Regions from separate parts of the Homo sapiens genome. Here region 2 is linked to region 1. A link is a contact called in ENCODE Hi-C data. All regions are on one chromosome and are shown on one strand. The core of a region is the stretch at or near the end of the contact, and the rest is flanking DNA. Distances in the headings are between cores, read along the strand shown. Region 1 holds the start of LINC02292 (long intergenic non-protein coding RNA 2292). Region 2 holds the start of LINC02318 (long intergenic non-protein coding RNA 2318).

Region 1 (2,721 bases), core at 130-2,629:
GAGACCAGCCTGGCCAACATGGCGAAAACCTGTCTTCTATTAAAAATACAAAAATTAGTTGGGCATCATGATGCAGGCCTGTAATCCCAGGCCTGAGGCAGGAGGCTGAGGCAGGAGGATCGTTTGAACCTGGGAGGTTGAGGTTGTAGTGAGCCGAGATCACGCCACTGTACTCTAGCCTGGGTGACAGAGCGTGACTCCGTCTTGAAAAAAGAAAAAAAAAAGTGTACAAATATATTCCTTGAAAGATGTGTTCAGGAGTATTCATGGCAGTGTTATTCTCCATAGCCAACACAGCCCAAAGATCCATCAGGAGGAGGATGGGTAAATAATGGAATACGATTTATCAAGAGGAAAAGGAGAGAACAACACGGATGAGTCTCACAACTCTAACATGGGGTGAAAGCAGCCAGATACAAAATAATGCACAATGCAGAGTCCAGTTGAAAAAACGCTACAAAAATAACACAATCTGTGATGAGAAAAGTCAGGATAGTGGTTAGCCTGGGAGGGAGGTGGGAAATGGAAGGAGCGTAAGGAGTGCCTCTGGGGTGCCGGTCATGCTTTGTTTCTCATATGGGTCTGGTCGTACAAGCGTGTTATTCTCTAGGGGGTAGTTTGCCAATTGTACATTTTCTGGCTGGATGTTCAATAAGGTGTTAAAAAAAAAAAAAGTGCTGTCCTATCTCCTTCCAAATGACTTTCCTACACACACCTTCGAAATTCCTCCACCGGGAATTTACTGCTTTCTCTTAGTCTTCTTCTGGTTATTCAGATCCAGCTCAGCCCTCCCCTCCTCGGGGAGCCCTTCCTCTGTTGCATCAGTTAGTCTTGGCTGTGGGGCGATCATACCTACAAGCAAAGCACAGTGACTCAAAGCAGTCTCATTAATTAGCTCATGATTCTAAGGCTGGCAATTTGGGCAGTTCTTATGCTGCTGGGGAGGATAATGTGGACCAGTTTTGAGAAAGCAAGACACGAAGAAAGAGAATCCTGGTTCAGTGCCCATCTGGAAAGCTTCATTCATGCTGATCTGATTTAGTGCGTCGTTAAATTGTGTTTTATAAATGCATAAACACAGAATTGATAAGATTTGTTCTATAATCCCCGCTGAACACACATGTCAGTTACTGGGCTGGGAGCTGGGGACAGATTGATGGATAAGATTAATGCAGGAGGTGGGTATGGGTTCATTTGTTCCTTTTTTTATTCCTTTATTTGTTCATTCATTTCACCAGCCAACTTTAATGGAGGACCTAGCAAGTGCCAGGCAGCATTCTGAGCCCTGGAATCCGGTGATGAACATGACAGACAAGATTCCTGCCCCCAAGGAGCTGCACCTTAATAAGTCCCGCAATGAAGGAGACAGAACATAAACAGAGGAAAATACACAAGATGCCAGCTTGTGAGAAGTGCTAGCAAAAAAAGACACAAGTATGTCCAGAGAGTCTGAGGTGTATACAGGTATACAGAGTTCAATTCTTCTGGGGCAGATGGCAGGAAAACGTTCTAAAAATAAGTACCATGTTTTTAGTAGAAGCCATGTCAGAGGCTTGATGTGCATTTTTTCTAACTTGTACAACAAACCATGAGGTAAACAACATTTTCCTACTTTGTAGATGGGGAAACTGATGTTGAGAGAAGTTGAGTCACTTGTCCAAGGTCACACAGCAGGGTGAGGGTGGCCTCACACTGGTGTGTCCCAAAGGGCATCTGGTGTCCAGTGTTGTTCTCTTGGTAGAGGTGATGAGGCCTAATGAAGCCAAGAAAGATAAGTGGATGTTTTCCTGGTGGGCAATGGTCAAGGGAAGTGAAGGGAGCCCGGTGAGCAAAGCTGCTGTGTGTGAAACTGCCTGGTGTGGTCCAGGAGCTCAGTGTAGCCTGGGCCAAGCATATGAGCTGGGAGGGAAGGGTGGAGGGCCGGATCCAGAGGGAGAGTGGGTTCTTGGTTATGGAGCCACGGCAGGTGCGAGGCTGGGGAGGGACACTGGTAGGCTCCCGTTGAAACTCAGCCATCTAGAGCCCATTTTCCCGTAGGCCTCCAGCTCCTCAGCTGCAGGAAGGAGGCTGTATGGAGTTCAGAGCACAGGCTCTTCAATCGGACGGCACAGCCTGGATACGTGGTGGGCTTAGCAATTTGCTCTTGTGAGATACAATGCGATTTCTCAGTAAATTCTGCATCTCAGCTTTGGCTTCATCTGTGTCTGAGTCTCCATCTCATGCAGCTAGCTTATCATAGATCAGTACATTCACAGCATTTATTCGATCCTTTACAAAAACAACAGCCCGGGTTCAAATCCCAGCTCCACCACTTCCTCCCTGTGAGGCCCTGGGGAAGTAACATATCCACTCGGTACCTCTTGTAAAATGGAGGTGGCAGTGACTTTTATTTTTTATTTATTTATTTTTAGACAGAGTTTCACTCTGTCACTCAGGCTGGAGTGCAGTGGTATGATCTCAGCTCACTGCAACCTCCACCTCCCGAGTTCAAGTGATTCTCATGACTCAGCCTCCTGAGTAGCTGGGATCACAGGCATGTGCTACCACACCTGGCTAATTGTTTGTATTTTTAGTGGCAACGGGGTTTCGCCATGTTGGCTAGGCTGGTCTCGAACTCCTGTCCTTAAGCAATCTTCTTGCCTTGGCCTCCCAAAGTGCTGGGATTGCAGGCATGAGTCACCACGCCCAGATAGCAGTGATTTTTCAATGAAGTAATATACA
Region 2 (2,721 bases), core at 139-2,638, 240 kb after region 1:
TTAAGCCTGAACCTGATGCCATGGTGGACTGAAAGTCAGGATGTCTTAGGAGGCCACGAGTCAATTTTGCATGTGAAAAGAATGTACATAGTGGCTAGAGGCTGGATGATGCTAGCTTGCCTCCAAAGATAACCACTATTAATTATTTTACCTGTATGCACATGCTACTTTCCCATCGAGAAGTGAAGTCTCTTCTTCTAACTCCTTGAATCCAATTTGTGCTTTGACCAATAGATACAAGAGATGATATCCAAGGCTAGGTCATAAGAAGCTTTATCGCTGCCAGCTGAGTCTCCTGAAAAGTTTGCTCTTGGTATATACCCTTTGGGAATCCAATCACCACGCTGTGAGACAGCCCCAAGCCCACACAAAGGCCATGTGTGGGACTTTTGGTTCCTATAGCTCCAGCTGAGCTTCCAGCTGACAGCCAGTGTCAACTGACAGCATTGTGTCTGCACCAACTTGGACAGCAGGCCCAGTTGAGCCTTCAGGTGACTGCACCTAGATCGCCATATGACTGAAACCTTGTGAGAGGGCCCATGTGAGAACTTACTCCCTAGCTGAGCCACATCAACCCACAGAACCATGGGTGATAATTATAAATTGTTTTAAGCGACTCCGTTTTGGGGTGGTTTGATGTGTTAGTAGCAGTAAATCCATACTTGTCAGTAGCAACCTCAATTCTCGCCTCCTCAGAAGAAAGAATTCAGTCGAGGGGCATAAGGCAGAGTGAGAGACTGAGGCAAGTTTTAGAGCAGGAGTGAAAGTTTATTTAAAAGTTTTAGAGCAGACCAGGCACTGGGCCAGGTGGCTCACAACTGAAATCCTAGGGGAGGCCGAGGTGGGCGGATCACTTGAGGTCAGGAGTTCCAGACCAGCCTGGCCAACCATGGCCAGCATGGTGAAACCCCGTCTCTATTAAAAATACAAAAATTAGCTGGGCATGGTGGTAGGCACCTATAATCCCCGCTACTCAGGAGGCTGAGGCAGGAGAATCACTTGAACCCAGGAGGCGGAGGCTGCAGTGAGCAGAGATTGCACCACTGCCCTCCAGCCTGGGCGACAGAGGGAGACTCCATCTCAATCAATCAATAAAATCAAAATAATAAAAAATGAAAGTTTCAGAGCAGGAATGAAAGACAGTAAAATACACTTGAAAGAGGGCCAAGTGGGTGACTTGATTCAAGTGCATGGTTTGACTCTTGACTTGGGGTTTTATCTGTTGGCATGCTTGTGAGGTCTACGTCTCTTCTCCCCTGATTCTTCCCTGAGGTGGGCTGTCTGCATGCACAGTGGTCTGCCAGCACCTGGGACAGGAACATGCGCAGTGTGTTTAACTGGAGTTGTGCGCATGCTCACTTAAGGCGTTCTTCCCTTACCAGCTGAAAGTTTCTAGACGAAGGGCATATACCAGTTAAACTCCGCCATTTTGCCTCTCAGTGTTCAAGCTTGAGCCCACGCATCCAACTCCTGAGATCTTACTGGGAAGCTGCTGATCATCAGTTTCAGGTGTTTCTATCTTTTGGGAGACTGCCCTTCCCTGATGCTAGCTGTAACCAATTATTATTTTAGAGAGACAGTTAATGACCACCTGACCATCACCTGACGGTCAGCTGACATTCCTGGTCGGGAGGAGCCCTCTCCTGCCCTGCTTATGTCTGCCTGACTACCTACTGTAATGGACGCAGCCAGCTGGAACATCGGCTTTGCTCGGTATCATGTAGTATTAGATTTCCCGGGCTCCTTTGCCATCTGGGTTCTTGGTAGTTTGGGCTAATGGGAAGCACTAGTGGGAGACTCAAAGGTGGGAGGAAGGAAGAAACCTTCCTTCTTTCCTTTTCTGCTTCTTTCTCTCTCTCTGCTTTTGTTGGCATCTCCTGCAATGGCTGTATCTCTTCCTTGAATCTATGTCTCCTCAGAGAGACCCTCCCTCTGTGGTTCCATCCCCCAGGGGGCAGCTCTCATTGTATTCTAGCTCCTACCAGGCTGCCCCAGCTTCTAGCTCCTGGCAAATGTCTGTTACCCTTCCAGCCTCAGGGGTGGCAGCAGCTCACTGTCATTGCTACACCGTCCCATTGGGCTTCTCATCATTTTCCTCACCCGTGTAACCGACTTCTAGGATTTAAATTCTTTCTACTTGAAACACCTAAAGTGGCCTCTGTTTTCCTAATTTGACCCTGGAGGATACAGCGTGTAAGAGGATAACATAGTCTAGTCCAGCAGGCCAAGGAAGGTTTCCCTCCAGAAGGGGTGTTTGAGTCAAGGTCTCAGAAATGACTAGGCTTTCCGGGCATAGGAGATAAAGAAGTGTAATGGCCCGAGGGAAAGGCAGATTGACATATTACAAGTACTGGGGCAGGCCGGGCACGGTGGCTCACTCCTGTAATCCCAGCACTTTGGGAGGCCGAGGTGGACGGATGAAGAGGTCAGGAGATGGAGTCCATCCTGGCTAACACGGTGAAACCCCGTCTCTACTAAAAATACAAAAACAAAATTAGCCGGGCGTGGTGGCGGGCCCCTGTAGTCCCAGCTACTCAGGATGCTGAGGCAGGAGAATGGCGTGAACCTGGGAGGCGGAGCTTGCAGTGAGCCGAGATTGCACCACTGCACTCCAGCCTGGGCGACAGAGCGAGACTCCGTCTCAAAAAAAAAAAAAAGGACTGGGGCAAAGTGGGCAATGTTGCTGTGCCACAAAGAAACCGAGAGGGGGACTGTCATGAG

The links. A loop is a pair of places that touch in the nucleus more often than their neighbours do. Pooled maps may share reads with other maps.
Region 2: a loop to region 1 is called in a map with no recorded cell type, with 3 times the contacts of the local background. The contact joins the promoter of LINC02318 here to the promoter of LINC02292 in region 1. A Hi-C loop is called at or near these places in 3 of 37 single-sample maps with no recorded cell type and 4 of 50 pooled maps.

Annotation. Positions count from the first base shown.
Region 1 is chr14:95,328,205-95,330,925 of GRCh38, forward strand. It overlaps LINC02292 (long intergenic non-protein coding RNA 2292), which reads left to right and starts at 1,380. Exons shown (of 3, transcript NR_110127.1): 1 at 1,380-1,464. It overlaps LOC105370637 (a long non-coding RNA gene), which reads right to left and starts at 668. Exons shown (of 2, transcript XR_944171.3): 1 at 1-668.
Region 2 is chr14:95,572,174-95,574,894 of GRCh38, forward strand. It overlaps LINC02318 (long intergenic non-protein coding RNA 2318), which reads left to right and starts at 1,389. Exons shown (of 3, transcript NR_146450.1): 1 at 1,389-1,511.